Regions from separate parts of the Homo sapiens genome. Here region 1 is linked to region 2. A link is a loop called in an ENCODE intact Hi-C map of the cell type or tissue named here. Cell type or tissue: heart left ventricle. All regions are shown on one strand. Each heading gives the region's core, and the rest is flanking DNA. Links, peaks and the distances in the headings are about the cores only. Region 1 overlaps ADCYAP1R1 (ADCYAP receptor type I). Region 2 has its middle 70 kb from the start of ADCYAP1R1.

Region 1 (7,554 bases), core at 1,777-5,776, 48 kb after region 2:
GTGTGCGCCAGCCCCAACGGGCCTTGTGCCTGCGTCTAAGTGGCTCTGCATGTGGACGTGGGTGTCTTGTGTCCAGCTGCCTTCCCCACGCGTCTCATTCTGCCTGAGGGGGGTGTCTACATGTGCGTCTCTCTCCATGCCTCCCACTGGGCGCTGAGGATCTGTGGCTGTGGGAGGATGGTGACAATTATCCCAGCTAACATTTACTACTGCACGTTCAAAGCGCGCCAAGTCCTGTGCTAAGTGGCGTCCACAGCATCGCTTCACATTACCCTCACAGAAGCACCCTGGGAGGGGGCCACCGGGCCACATACCCAGCTGACAGACAGGGACCTGGGCTGGAGGGTGAGTGACAGCTGGCATGGATCCCACGCGTGAGGGCACAGCCTTGCTTTCATCCACAACGATGGTTCCCATGTGTACCTGTGTCCCCGTGTGTGCAAGTGTCTGTGGTTTCATCCCCCACACCACATGTGAGCTCAGGAGCAGGGACTGTCTGCCCACAGGGTGGCCTCCCTGTCCTTGGTGCTTGCCTGGGGCCGAATTTGGGGAGCAGGCTAGGCCAGCGTGGCCTAAAGAGACTGGGCTAAACCCACCTTGGTCTGGGTTGAAGATTCGGAAGAGCTCAGGGCAGCTGACCAGGACCATCTCACCCACATGGGCGGGCTTCCAACACGTGATGTTGTCCCACATCCCAGGACAGCCTGTGGGTAAGACAGCCATGGTGAGAGGGGCCAGCCACACACACCCATACACACACACCACCACACACATCACACACACCAACATACACACCACACACACCACAGACACCACACACAGCAACATACATGCTACACACACAACACACACACAACACCAACAAACACACATCACACACACACCACACAACAGACACCGCACACATCACACACACACACTACACATACATCACAGACACCACACAGCAACATACATCACACATACACCACACACACATTACACACACATCACACACACCACACACACCACACACCACTCACACATACACCACACACACATCACACACACCACACACATATATCATACACACTACACACACACATTCACACAACACACACATCACACACACATACAACACACACACATCACACATGCACCACACACACATTACACACACCACAAACAGATCACACACACACCACATATACCACATACACTACACACACACACACTACACACACCACACACATGCACCACACACACCACACACAATCACACATATACACCACACACACATCACACACACACCACACACATCACATACACACCACTCACACCAGACACATACACATCACACACACACCACTCACATCACACACACCATACACATGTAAGCACATACCACACACATCACACATGAATGTGCACACATGCACCACACCCACACACACATCACACATGTACACACACACCCACACTTATATATACACACACTGAGGTGTGCTCCACGGCTTACAAGCCAGGCCCTTGCAGGGGGCCGGGAGTGGTTTAGGAGAGGAAAGGCAAGGCCTACAGTCTGAGGGAGGGCTCAGCCCTGCACCGGTAATATCCCTCAAACAGGAATGGAGACGCAAGGCACTTCAGGAGCTCCTGGGTCGGGAAGGAGGGAGCCCTCACCTGTTTTTACACCGCCCCACACCCCCGAAGACCCGCAGCCCCACAGCTGCACAACATCACAGGTGTGTGGGGAGGGGAGACACAGCAGGCCAGGGCTGGATCCCTAGGAATGAGATGCTGAGATGCAGGGGTCTCTGCAGCAGCCTCTCCCACATGCCCACCCTAGCCCCTCCTCAGCCACCACTGAGGGTCCCACTTCAGATCCACCCCCTCAGCAGGGCCCCCCATCCGCCCTAAGGGGAGGGGCAGGAACAGGCTGGTCTAAGGCTGCTGCTCCACTCCCCCCACCTACTCCCAAGGCAGGCCCAGCAGGGGACACAAATTCATCAGCTGGAGAAGAGGGGAAAGCCAGCCAGGCAGAAGCCTGCACGCGCCAAGCAAGAATTGTGAAAGGACCCGGAACCAGAAGAGGTGGAGGCCGGGATTGCTGCAGAGGCCCCCCACAGCATCTCCAGACTGATGGAGAGGAAGGGACAGACGAACTGAGAGGTGTTGAGGAATCCCCAAGATTTGGTGCCTCATTGGACATGAGCTGCAAGGAAGAGGAAACTGTCAAGCTTTATGACCAGATTTTCAGGTCTAGGGGGCCCAGCGGCTCCCCTCTCCCGGGTGCCTGCCTCTCCTTCTAGCCCTGCCAGCCTCTGTAGAGTTCCCCGCACTGCCTGACACCACCTCTTCCTGCTCCATCCCTGCTTCTCTGACTCTGTCCTCCCACAATGCTGAAACACCTCTCACCAAGGTCACCAGCGACCTCTTCACTGCCAAATCCAAGGAACAATTTCAGCCCTTACTGGGTCCCGCCCAGCGGCCCTGACCGAATGCAGGTGCTGGTAGCTGTCCTGCCTTTGGCCGCCCACCCTGCCCACCTTGGATGAGCTCACCCTGCTCATGGATGTTACAGAATTTCATGTGGACAACTCTGTCCTGCCCACTCTGTGAGGGTAGAGCCCACAGCTAGTTGCCTGCTGGACACCCCCACCTTGAAGAACCAAAGATGATTCAAACACAGCAGTCCAAGACTCAGTGCAGCATCTCCTGCCCAAACCTGATTGCCTGTTCCAGCCCCAGCTGGAAACCTGGGAGTCACCCCACTTCAGCTCCTTCCCTTTAGTGCTCCTGATCAAGCCCTTGCTGGTTTTACCTTGAAACCTTGTGAAATCCATGCCCCACTCTCTATCCCTTCACCCTACTCAGTGAAGAGGCTCAGGACCCCTCACTGAGACCACAGGTACACAAACCCCACACAGCTATGACCAGAAGCTTTTCAAAATGAATATCTGGCCATGTCACAAGCCCCCCACCAACAATCCCATGCTTTCTGGGCTCTTAGCACCCTCAATCCTTAACATGGTATTTACGACCCTACCTACGGCCCTGCCACTCACTTTTCCTTCCAGCCTGTGGGTAGTGATTGAGGCCATGGGACGAGACAGCTCACTTTGAGAAGGGACATAAAGTGAGAAGAGCATGGAGGAAGGAACCCTGGAGAACCCATATTTATGGAGTGGGCAGAGGAAGCACAGGTAGTGATGTGAGCAGGAGAGAGTGGCAGAGGATGGTGGGGAGGCAGGAGTGTGGAGTGCCAGGCAGCAGAGTAGAGTTGCAGGAAAGAGGCCTGCAGCTTTTAGGGGATCATAAAGGAAGGCTATGGAGAGGGCTTCTGTGCCATGTCAGGGACAGTAGGTGACCGACAGTGCCCGCCTCACAGGGCTGCTGTGAGGATTAATGAGTTCATACGTGCAAAGCTCTCAGAATAGAGCCAGGCTCATTCAATGCCTGTTCACTGCCGACAGAATCATTAATTTCATTATCCCAGTTAGGTGTCCCTGGGAACCATTGCCCCGAGAGGCCTCCATAGGCAGGGAGGTAAAGCAGGGACCTGCAAGGTGAGATGGCCTGGGGCAGGGCTGCTGACAGGTCCAGAGGACCCCTGGGAAGGTGCTGGGAAGAGGAGGGGCCTGGAGCAGGCGCCATGAGCTCACAGTCTCTGTTGGGGTCTGTGACGCTTGAGTGCTATTTGGACCAGAAGGTATCCACAGCTTTTAGACGGAGAAAATCCTGTCTCTCAGAATTCACACCCGGCTATTTTGGAGTTCGCACCCAGTCACATTGGCCCATAGCATCCTGCTCATGGAAAGACAGAGTTTGGGAACCAGATGTACCATAGAAAGCTCTGAGAAGAATAACCCAAGAAGGCAAAGACATTAAAGGCCAGATGAGGGGAGCTGGGTATCAGGTCTAATAGCAGTAGGCCAGTCATCAATAATTCCTGTGTAACCATTAGCAGAGGACATCTAGCCAGCATGTGCTTGGCTGTGACATCATGTCCTTGAAAGAGACCCAATAGCACATCTTTGGCTACAGCAGCCCATGTTGACCGTGGAACGGCCGTGGAGCATGGCTGCGTCTGGCCCATGCCCCAGCCAACAGATGTTCCCTTAATGGAGAACATTAGGCTCAGGCACAGCCAGCTGCTGCTGCCAGCTGACACTGCCGAGGTCACAGGGCCACTTCAGAGCGAATGAGCAGGGTCATGAGTGTTGAGGGCGAGGAGGGCTGCAGAGGTCGGGCGGGTGGCACAAGGGGAGAAGGGGGCTCTCATGTTGGCAGCAGGACAGGGGATGCATTCTCCTAACAACTATTTACTGAGTGCCTACCTTGTGCCAGGGACCATCTATGCACCAGGGCCAGTGGTGGAGAAAAAGACAAAGCTGTGAAATTGATGTTTGAGGATAGAGTGAGGGGAAACGGCAGGTCTCTACTCAGCATTAGCACCGGAAGCCCCAAAACTTGAGTTCTGATTTCCTTCCGCCGCAGGCTCACTTGTGACTCAGGACAGTCACCGCCCCCTCCACCATGATTCACGTTTCCTATGTGCACAGGGACAACTGAGTGTCTCTGTGAGCTCCCAGCTTTGAGTGACCAGAGCTCAAATCTGGAACAGAGATTCACCCAGGACCTACTGGTGCCCAGAGGATGGCTGGGGCAGCTACAGCTGCCTAAAGGGCATCTGCTAAGGTGCCCCACCCCAGGCCGGGGCCTGGGAGCTCTCAGGATGCATCTTCCACAGCTCTCAAAGCCCTCCTGGTAACCCTTATGTCCCCAGCCTGAGCCCCCTCTAGAGTCCTAAAGACAATTCGTATAGTACCAGGGCAGGTGGGAAACCTAGAATGAGACCTCAGGACCCCAGGACCCAAAGACAATGTCCCTGACCCTATCGAGAGCTTGAAGGCCTCCATCCAGCCCTCTAGCCTGCATTGCTGGGGTCTCAAGAGACTCACAGCTGCCTCCCTGGGGCTCCCCAGAATGCCCTGGTGCCCATTTCTCTTGCAGTTACCACCTCCCAGCCTAGCACAGATGGGAGGACCCAGCAGGCTCCCACCTCCTCTCCTCTTTTGAATGGAAATTGCTCTGGCCTCAGCGGATTGGAGCTGAATCCTTCCAGGCCCCTTTCCCTGGAGCTTGGGAGGATGGGAGTTGGGCTCCTGAGACAGCCTTGGGTTTTTCTAACTAAAAACAGCAACTGATTTTCCTTCCACTCACACACAGTACGTCCAGCTTCTACAGACCCATATGTTCCACACTCCAGTCTCAACAAAGCTAAATTTTGTTGAGACTGGAAGATTTCAAGATGCCTTTTGTCATTCTTCTCCCCCTCCTCCTTTTATCTTTTTTTCTTCCCACTTTCTTCTCCCTCTCTCTCTTAATTACTCATTTATTCAAGACATACCGAGTCAGACAATGCAGAGCAATACAAGAGTGAATAGAAAGGGCCCAGTCTCTGCCTTCACAGAGCTCTTAGTCCAGTGGGTTGTGTTAATAATTTTAGATTTTTATGCTCAATGTTTAGAGATGACACTGGATGGTGTACTCATTCCCTACTGCTGCTGTAAGTTTGTAAGCAAACTTACTGTCTTAAAATGGCACAACTCATCATCTTATATTCCTGCAGGTCAGAAGTCTGAAATGGGTCTCACTGGGCTAAAATTAAGGTGTCAGCAGGGTTGCATTTCATCTGGAGGTTCTAGGGGAGAATCCATTTCCTTGCCTTTTCCAGAGTTAAGAGGCCACCCACATTCCTGGGCCCATGGCCCCTTCCTCCCTCTTTGAAACCAGCAGCTTTGCATCCTCAAGTCTCTCTTCTCTGATTCTCCTGCTTCCATCTTTCACTTATAAGGACCCATGTGATTATTCTGTGTCCACCCAAATAACCCAGGATAAAATTCTCAGTTCAAGATCCTTAATTCCCTCTGCAAAGTTCTTTTTGTTATGTAAAGTAACATATTACAGGTTTCAGGGATTAGGATGACGTGGGCCTCTCAGGCCGGGGTGGGGGCATTATTCGACCTACCACAGAGAGGCTTTAAGACAAGGAGTCACACTTGGATTTGGTTGTGTGGGGAAGATCATATAGTCCAATAGCAGACATGCAGACATGGGGAAGCCTGTTAGGACATGGCTATAGTCTAGGGGTGAGATGAAAAAGCTTGATTTGGAGCAATGGCAGCAGGGTTGGAGAGGAGTCCTGTGTCAGACAGAGTCGGGAGCAGAGCTGACAGGGCTTGGCAACACACTGGCTGGACCTGGCTGGCAAGTCTGCAAAAGACGGTTAGTGTTCACCCACATCACATGACTGAGGGCACGCCAATGGTGAGAGGGTGGAAGTGCAGAATCCACCTCTAAAATGTCCCTCATAAGCTTCCACAGCCTGCCTTTCTTCCTTCTCTGGACCACCCTTGAAGGCCACATGTTAAGGGTAGCAGTGTTCCAAGATGGTAGAAACCTGGATCCCTGAATGACTGTGTGAAGTTGAGCTCCACCTCCTACCTCTGCTGATCACACTGGCCTATGATACATGCACGCAAGAAATGTTACTGTGCTAAGTTTCTGAGATTTTAAGATTGATTTGTTACTGCTGCAGAGTCGAGGCCAACACAGTGCAGGGGAGAGAGGTACCAAGGATGTCTCCCAGGTTTCTGGCTTCAGCGTCTGGATGAACAAGTAGATTGATGGGTGGGTGGGTGGGTGGGTGGCTGGATGGATGGATGGATGGATGGATGGATGGATGGATGGATGGATCATTTACCACAGTGGAAAGGGCCAGGTGAGAACCAGATGTTGGGGGAATTAGGCAAGTTGGAAAGCAAGAGCTTAGTCTGGGGTATGTTCAGTTTGAGATGGTGCTAAGAGCCAAGAGGAGACAGCTGTCGAAGTAGGCAGCTGGAAAAAAGTCTAGAGTCTAGAGAAGTAGCAACTGGAGAAGAGGGCAGGGAGTAGGCAGCACAGGGATACTATTTAGTCCACGGACATGGATGGTTTTTCTAGTGAGAGAGCAAAGATCAGGGAAGAAAACAGGAGAGAATAGGCCGGGCCCCAACAGAAATGCCAGCATTTAGAAAAGGCCTTGGCAAAGAAGACTGAGGAAGAAAACCAGGACAGGCAAGGGACACAGCAGCCAGGAAAACATGTTTCAGGGAGGAGATGGCCGAGTGCAGCCCAGGCCAAGTTCCCGTCCTCCCCTTCGTCCTCCAGAGGTTGAAAATGAGAACAGATCCTGTTCTCTGTGAGACCTCTCCACTCCTGACAACACTCCAAGCCTCATGGCTCCATCTGTGTATAGGCCCCCACTGGGGGACATGGGGAGAGGAATTCAGGCCCAGGGGTGGGTCGGGGAGTGCTGCGTACACTCTCCCTAGCTGCTTCCACCTAAGACCTTATAAAGTGCCCAGGAGTGGCAGTGAAGTGTGAGAGCAGGAGGAAAGGGATCCACTCAGGCAGAGCGACTGAAAGAGAACGCATAAGCTATTAGCTTTTGTCTGGAACAAAATAAGGAGCTAATCCTGGGTTGTCATGGTGATGATTTTGTCCAGTTCCACAGTGTTCAAAACTCCATAG
Region 2 (7,554 bases), core at 1,449-5,448:
ACCTGCAGGTTGTGCACATGTATCCTAGAACTTAAAAGTAAAATAAAAAAGTCTACTGGGTGGAAGATGGATATCATTCAGGGTGCTTTAAAGAATACCAGAGAACAGGTGGCTTATAAGCAACAGAATTTCACTTATAGTTCTGGAAACTGAGAAGCCCAAGATCAAGGTGCCTGCAGAGGTCCAAGATCAAGGTGTCTGGTGGGGACCCACTTCCTGGCTCATCCATGGCCGTCTTCTCTCTGTGTCCTCACATGGCAAGAAGGAGGAAGGGAGCTCTTTCGGATCTCTCTTATAATGGCACTGATTCTATTAATGAGGTCTCCACCCTCATGATCTAATTGCCTCCCAAAGGCCCCACCTCCTAATACCATCCAACGGCGGTTAAGTTTCAACATACGAATTTGGGTGGGGAGGGGGCCGCAAACATTTGGTCTGTTGTAATGTGGAAAGCTAGAGAATGAAGTATCTTGAACACCTACTGTATACTGACAGGAGCTGGACACTGTATGCAAGATTTCTATGGAGAAGCCATTTGCCCTAAGTTACACACTTTGGGGTTCCTTTCTGTTCTACCAGGCAGCCTCTGAGCGGGAGAACAGGCTGAGCCAAGGCACACTGGCTGGAAAGCTAGAGGCTTGTTTAATAGAGACAGGATTCTGGCCTGGCTATTGGGATCCTAAGAAGGAAAAGGGCAAGTGGGCATTATGGAGGACCCTGAAGTTCACTTATTTCCACCAACTTCACTGGTTAACTCCTGTGTAATGGGATTTTGCTGTGCCCATGAGGCATAGGAAGATGAATAAAATACATGCCTGCCACCAGGCTTATAGGTCAAAAAAAAAAGGACATTTTCTCTCCTGAGGCTGTAGGCCTTAGGAAGGCTTATGGGATCAAAGGACAGTGTGGCTGCAGGACATTGGCATGGAGAATGGAATCAAGAGAGCAGCTATGCAGGATGCGTCAACCCTGGGCTCTCTCAAAGGCACAGTTCCTTTGTCCCAGGGGCATCTCTTGGGTAGTCACAGGTATTGGCTGCCTTCCTTTAGACCAGAGGACCTGGGCTGCGCAGCAGGAGGGAGTGGCAGATGAGCAAGCATTACCGCCTGAGCTCCGCTTCTTGTCAGATCAGCAGTTGCATTTGATTCTCACAGGAGCTCAAGCCTATTGTAAACTGCACAGGGAGGGATCTAGGTGCATTCTCCTTACAAGAATCTAATGCCTGATGATCTGAGGTGGAACAGTTTCATCCCAAAACCATCCTCCTGCCACCCAGTCCCTGGAAAAATTGTCTTCCATGAAACCAGTCCCTGATGCCAAAAAGATTGGGAACCGCTGCTTTAGAAGGCTGCCTCTCTGCGGTGAGTCCAGAACCCAAACAACATGCTTCAGTGCTTGTAATGTTACATGGAAAGCCCAGAGAATGTTTCAAGATCCCAACTACAGACTTTGGTTTATTTTGGGTTTTGTTTTTTGTTTTATTTTGCTTTGCTTTGTTTCATTTTGTTTTGTTTTTGAGACAGACTCTTACTCTGTCACTTAGGCTGGAGTGCAGTGGTGCGATCTCAGCTCACTGCAGCCTCCGTCTCCCAGGTTCAAGTGATCCTCCCACCTCAGCCTCCCAAGTAGCTGGGACCACAGGCATGCACCACCACCCCTGTCTAATTTTTTTTTTTATTTTTAGTAAAGACGAAGTCTCACTATGTTGCCCAAGTTGGTCTCAAACTCCTGAGCTCAAGGGCTCCTCCTGCTGGGGCCTCCCAAAGTGCTGAGATTACAGGTGTGAGCCACTGTGCCAGACCCCAAATACAGACTATAGAATAAGTTTGGTGTCAATGCCATGATTTAAAGTGAGTATCCTCAGCAGGAACTCAATGGAAGTTGACGTTGACTGAGCCAGTACCATCAGAGATGAAGAATTATGACAGGAGAAAGGTTCCAATTGTTATAACTAGATAAATGAATCACCTAATTTCTCAAGGGTAAATTTTTGGAGAATTGTAGGAAAATGGATCTGGTGACAGTATCTGGTTGCCATATTTTATTTTCACTATTGAACATAAGTTGTCTAGGTACGGTGGCCACATCTGTGATCCCAGCACTTTGGTAGGCTGAGGTGGGTGGATCGCTTGAGCCCAGGAGTTCAAGACCAGGCTAGGCAATATGGAGAAACCCCATTTCTAAAAAAAAAAAAAAAAAAAAAACAAAAAAATTAGCCAGGTGTGGTGTGGTGCACACCTGTATCCCAGCTACCCAGGAGGTGGTGGGAGGATCAATTGAGCCCAGGAGGTCAAGGCTGCAGTGAGCTGTGGTCCAGTCCCTGCACTTCAGCCTGGGAGACAGAGTAAGACCCCGTCTCCAAAAAAAAAAAAAAAGAACTTAACTGAATTCATCTTATTCTCCATTATTTGTTTCCTGTTTCTTTCCCTCTCTGCTAGAATTATTGTGCCAGCGATAACAAGATTGTCATATCTGCTGCTATGCCCCAAGGCCTGGAAGAGTGCCCAGCTCATTGAAGGCACTCAGTCAATAAGTGTCAGTAGGCTAGATGAACAGTTCTTCCATGCCTAGATCTAACCTGACCTTCAAGGCAAGTTTTCCCTAATCCTGAAACTGGACCTTATCTTTTCTGGGCCTTGTTGATGGCACATGTTTTTGTCTAGATTCTGTAGCAGTAGAGCCTGAAGTAGAGATCCTTGAGCAGGGATCTTACAGAAGGAGTGCATGGGGAGACACTGAAGGGCAGTGAGGAAGCGGGGATGGGTGGAGGAAGGAGCCAGACCTCAGCAGAATCAGCCTCATGCTGATCCAGCAGGAGCCACTGATGTCAACCACAGAGGTGGTCCCAACCAGAGGCAAGGCGGCTGGGCGGTTACCCCTACATCCCTCAGTCACTGGCTACCGGCCACCCTGGATGAGAAAGGTGAAGGGGGTAGTCTTACCCCTCAGAAATCTGCCAGCAATTGTCTGCAGAAGAGGGCAGGGTAAGCTCTTAGCAACCCAACCTGCAGCCGCTGGACTGGGGAAGGCGCCTAGTCCTGGCACTAGCAGCTTTGGGGAGGATGCATTTCCCTGTTTGCCTTCTTTTTAGAGTCTTTATTAACATTCTTAAAAATAATAAAGCTTCTTGAGATCAAGATTCTTATCTCTTTAACTTTCATGTCCTCAAAAGCATCGGATGATGGACTTAGTAAATATCTCAATGAAAATCCAAAGATGGATAGATCAGTTATGTTAGTGTTTACAATCTAGTGTGAAAATTCTTAGACACATGTTCACTTTCTAAATGACACCAAAGCCATGCTTCTTATATTTATGTGGTCTCAATAAATAAGTTTTCTGTATGATCAGAAAAAAAAAAGTAAATGTGTGCTTTATCAAAAAAATATAAAGGGTTAAACCACTGCAAAATCCTCTGTAGGACACATTCTTTCTACAGGCAATGTAAGACTAAAGTTTTTCCTCCAAATGTAAATTATAGTAAATATTTTAACTTGTTCTTGCCCTTCATTATCTCACTTATGAGTCATTGTGTGGAAACAAGCCTGGTTGGCAGAAAAATCGGAACTGGAAAGAGCTCCTGCTATTTCCAAAGGGGAGCTCTTGGCTGCTCGTGTTACCAACCAAATGACCAGAAGAGGGCAGTGCACACCCAGACGCTGAATTTTGCCCTAAGAAGCCAAGATGGGGAACTTGTTGAGGGGCAGCTTGGCTGGGGGAGGAGTGGCTCTGAGTTCCAGACATATTCTGTTGTCTGCTGCCTCACCCGCCACTCAGGCTAAGTGACTGTGGTTGGGTCACGGCCCGCTGTAAGTGTTCCTCTGCTTGGGATCTGCCTTTCTGTGCTTCCAGGTTTGCTACTGTAAACCAAAAGGTGCCTGCAACAGGTCTCAATTTAGAAGTTTATTTTGTCAAGGTTAAGGATTCATGCCCGAGAGACAGGTCTGTGCCTTTCTCCAAAGATGATTTTGAGGACTTCAATACTTAGAGGGGAAAGGGTAGCTACTGGGGGAAGAGGAAGACATTTTTAAAAGGTGTGAGTTCATAAGAGGCAAACAGTCGCATTCTTTTGAGTTTGATCAGCTTTTCTCTATGCCAGAAGGGGTAGAGGAACAGTCACTTATGAATTCATCTAGCTCAGTGGATCTGCACTTTTACCTAAGATAAAATAAACATAGGGCAGAGGAAGCAATCAGATATGCATTTGTCTCAGGGGAGCCGAGGGATGGCTTTGAGTCCTGTTCTTTGTCCCGTACCTATGAAGAGAAGCTATCAGTGTACTTTGTCGGGGTGAAATTCAACAGAACTGTTTCAGGGTTGAGACACTGGGTCCCAGAAGGAATTTCCCAGTGGGCAAATTGTGAGCGAGGGAGGGAGGGAGGATTTTTTTTTTTAATCTTTGTAGCTATCTCATTTAGCAATAAAATGAGAGACAGGTTTGCCCCCAGTTCCCAACTTCACTTTTCTCTTTGGCCTACTGATTTGATCCTGAGATTTCTTTTCCTTTCACACTGCCCCATGGGCTGGGCCCAATCTCAGGCCTGGTGTTGCTGAGAAGCTCAGTGCAGCCTGGGTCTCCCATAGGCCACAGGGCAGGCAAACCTCTCCTCAGAGCTGAGTGTGTGGTTCCAATCAGGGATGGGGCTCTAGCCAGTCATTGGGGGGCCAGTCAAAGCTGAAGATGGGGACATTCTGAGGACCAGGGCTGGGTCTGATATTTTGATTGCTTGAGTGGGCGACAGAGAGCAGTGTTTCCTTAAATTTCCCCCCAAAGATATAAATCATGCCCTTCGCAACCTAATCCTTTCCTCTGTATCCCTTTCACTCTGGTGGGAGGACTCCTTTCCAGCAAAATTCTTTCTTGGGAGCAAATAAGGACTGCAAACTGCCAGGTCCCTTTCCCAGGGAGGGGCCTTTCCATTGCCACTACATCATTTCCAGGGCCTAAGTGTGAGGCCTGGAACCTGCCTACTCCTTTCCCAGGAAGTGAGGATGAGGATGAGGATTGGGCTTTCATGGGAGAACTCTCCATGGCTTCTACCAACCCTGGGGCCAGTCCCAGTGGATTCTAGGGGCAACAGAAGACTCCCAACTAAGCTATCCAGCTCTGAGCCAGCTGCCAGCTCTTCCCCACCCAGTCATTTCCGCTGCCTGGTTCTCAGCCAGCTCTGGAGCCATGGGGCAGGCTGGGATGAGGTCTGGGCTTTGGTGAGAGTAGCCCCTTGGTTCCTGAAGGTGTGAAGCCTGCCCCTAACTGCAAAGATAAATGAGGACTGCAAAAGGACCAACCAGCTCCCCGACTCACCACTTCAGATGACTTCTAGGTCTAGAAGCCCTGGGGAGCCAGAATGAATCCCGGATCCTCCTGGGGAAAGCTACTCTGTTTTTTATAACATTGTCCTGTGGGCCAGACCCAAACTCAGGCCTGGTGTTGCCAAGAGGCTCAGTGCAGCCTGGGTCTCACACAGGCTACAGGGCATGCAGACCTCTCCTCCAAGCTGAGTGTCAGGTTCCAAACAGGGATGGGGCTGTAGACAGTCCTGGGGGTGCCCAGTCAAAGCCAAGGATGGAGGCCCTCAAGCCTTCCCCTCTCAAGCCTGGGGCAAGAGATGACCCAGCCACCTTCCTCTCAGCCAGTTGCTGGTTTCTATTCCACTCTTCATAGACCATTAGCAGCATTTGATCCAGATGACTGTCCTCTCCTAGAAACCCTTTCTTGGCTTCCCTGTCACTACACTCCCCTGGCTTTCCTCCTACATCCACACTCTGGATTTCTGTTGTCAACTGGCATCGTTCAAATATATTCTGGTAAAGAATTTTCCAGAACTAAAGACTTGAATTAACAGACTGGCAAAAGTATAACATGTGCCAAACAGGGTAAGAATGAAACTGTACATCAATAATAAAGACCAAGCTTAAAGGCAACCAAAGAATGAAAAAAAGTGTCAGGCTATTTTTATCTTCAAAAACAATAAATGTCAGTAGCAATCACAGTATAAAAGTGTTGAAAGAAAATAACTGCCCAACTAAAATACACAGCCACTTTCTGAACTCAATCTTATAAAGACTGAGTGCTCTCCCCTACACAGAACTACTTCAAAAGATTAACTTCAACAAGAAGGAAAGATTGGAAATCAAATATTTTAAGCAAAGAAGTATATTGATAGAGCTCAATAAGCTCAAACTACAAACAATTGTAGGAACTATATTTAGGATTTTAAATAAGGTATGTCTAAAAGAGTAGACAACAATAACAGATTCTGCAAATGTAAATCTTGGAGAAAGTTACACATGCTTAAGTATGTATCTTGTTTTGGAGAAGGAAAGAAGGATGATCAACTTTCAAGTTTTATGGAAAAACATAAAATTAGGTATTTTGTTAAAATTGTAAATGTAAACAACACAATTAGAATAGAATGTATATTTGCCATATCAGTAAAAGAAAGGGAAGGGAAATAAGATAATGCAATGGAAGGCAAAAAAAAAAAAAAAGAGAGAGCAGATGAGCAGGTAGGGGGTGAAACAAAGGCATGGCGTATAGACTGTAAGGTCATGAAATAAGCTCAAAATGTCCTCAGTCGCAGTGAATAACCATAGACTAATTATGCCCATCTAAACACAGGCTATCAGTTGGGATTAAAATAAATTTTTCATCAATATGTTACATAGAGAAGATATATCTAAAATATAAAAAAGACAGCCCCTTCCACTCTATGAGGACACGGTGAGAAGGCACCATCTATGAACCAGACAGCAAGTCCTCTTCAGACACCAGATCTGCCAGTTCCCTGATCCTGGACTTCCCAGCCTCCAGAAGTATTTAAACAGTCAAGTAAAATCAAGCTGGATAATCATGGCAGAAAGTGAGCTTGATCCCTATGAATATGTTCTCATGAATATGCGATGAGAAGGCTGACCAGTCTGTTGTGGCAGCCCCAACTCTGCTGCACAGAGACAGATGCTTGCAAGAATGACCAGGACCCTGTGATGATAATGGCATCAGCGCTACTATGATCTTGATGGCCTGGCTGGTGACTGCAGTGGTCTTGTTCCTACTGAGACCTCCTGATTGAAGAGGATCCGACGTACCTGAAAAGCCAACCAGTCCTCATAATGAACAAGATCCACCTGCTCCTCTTGTGGCTAATTTTGTGACATGGGAAGTGAAGGTGGTTAACACCTTGCAGGACCAAATGAACAACAATGACCAGAGTACTCTTAATTCTATGAGAACTGTTTTTCCTTTTGCATTTGCAATATGGGATGGGATGGTTTCCATGAGCTTCTAGAAATTTCACTCGCAAGCTTATTTTTGCTTCCTGTATTCTTGCCATTTCTAGTTACAGTATATTTGAGTAAATTATTGCATTTTTAAAAGTCACATGGGGTTGGTTGTCCTAAATTTAAACATTCCTTTCATTCTGCTTGTAACTGTGATCATAATTTTTGTGATGATTTCTGGTCTGATTGAAGGAAATTTGACCACTCTGCCTTTAAATATTTTAAATAGTTTTGATAGCTTTGTAAATTCCTTTTTTATAAAGTTATTTGGGG

The links. A loop is a pair of places that touch in the nucleus more often than their neighbours do. Peaks named below come from ENCODE experiments on the same cell type or tissue, not always from the same donor. Only the 100,000 strongest peaks of a DNase experiment are listed, where the experiment ranks them.
Region 1: a loop joins it to region 2, with 6 times the contacts of the local background. A loop is called at or near these places in 1 of 110 quality-filtered maps.

The regions. Positions count from the first base shown.
Region 1 is chr7:31,071,141-31,078,694 of GRCh38, reverse strand. It overlaps ADCYAP1R1 (ADCYAP receptor type I), which reads right to left. Exons shown (of 16, transcript NM_001118.5): 4 at 597-704. Among named protein-coding and RNA genes, the nearest start is that of ADCYAP1R1, 23 kb to the right of the region's middle. RefSeq lists an enhancer at 1-337. In heart left ventricle, for the core only: no CTCF peak of the experiment used is centred there; a DNase peak (open chromatin) is centred at 4,074; H3K27ac peaks cover 739 bases.
Region 2 is chr7:31,118,870-31,126,423 of GRCh38, reverse strand. It overlaps the pseudogene LOC124901821. Among named protein-coding and RNA genes, the nearest start is that of ADCYAP1R1, 70 kb to the right of the region's middle. In heart left ventricle, for the core only: a CTCF peak has its summit at 3,639 (motif pointing right); no DNase peak of the experiment used is centred there.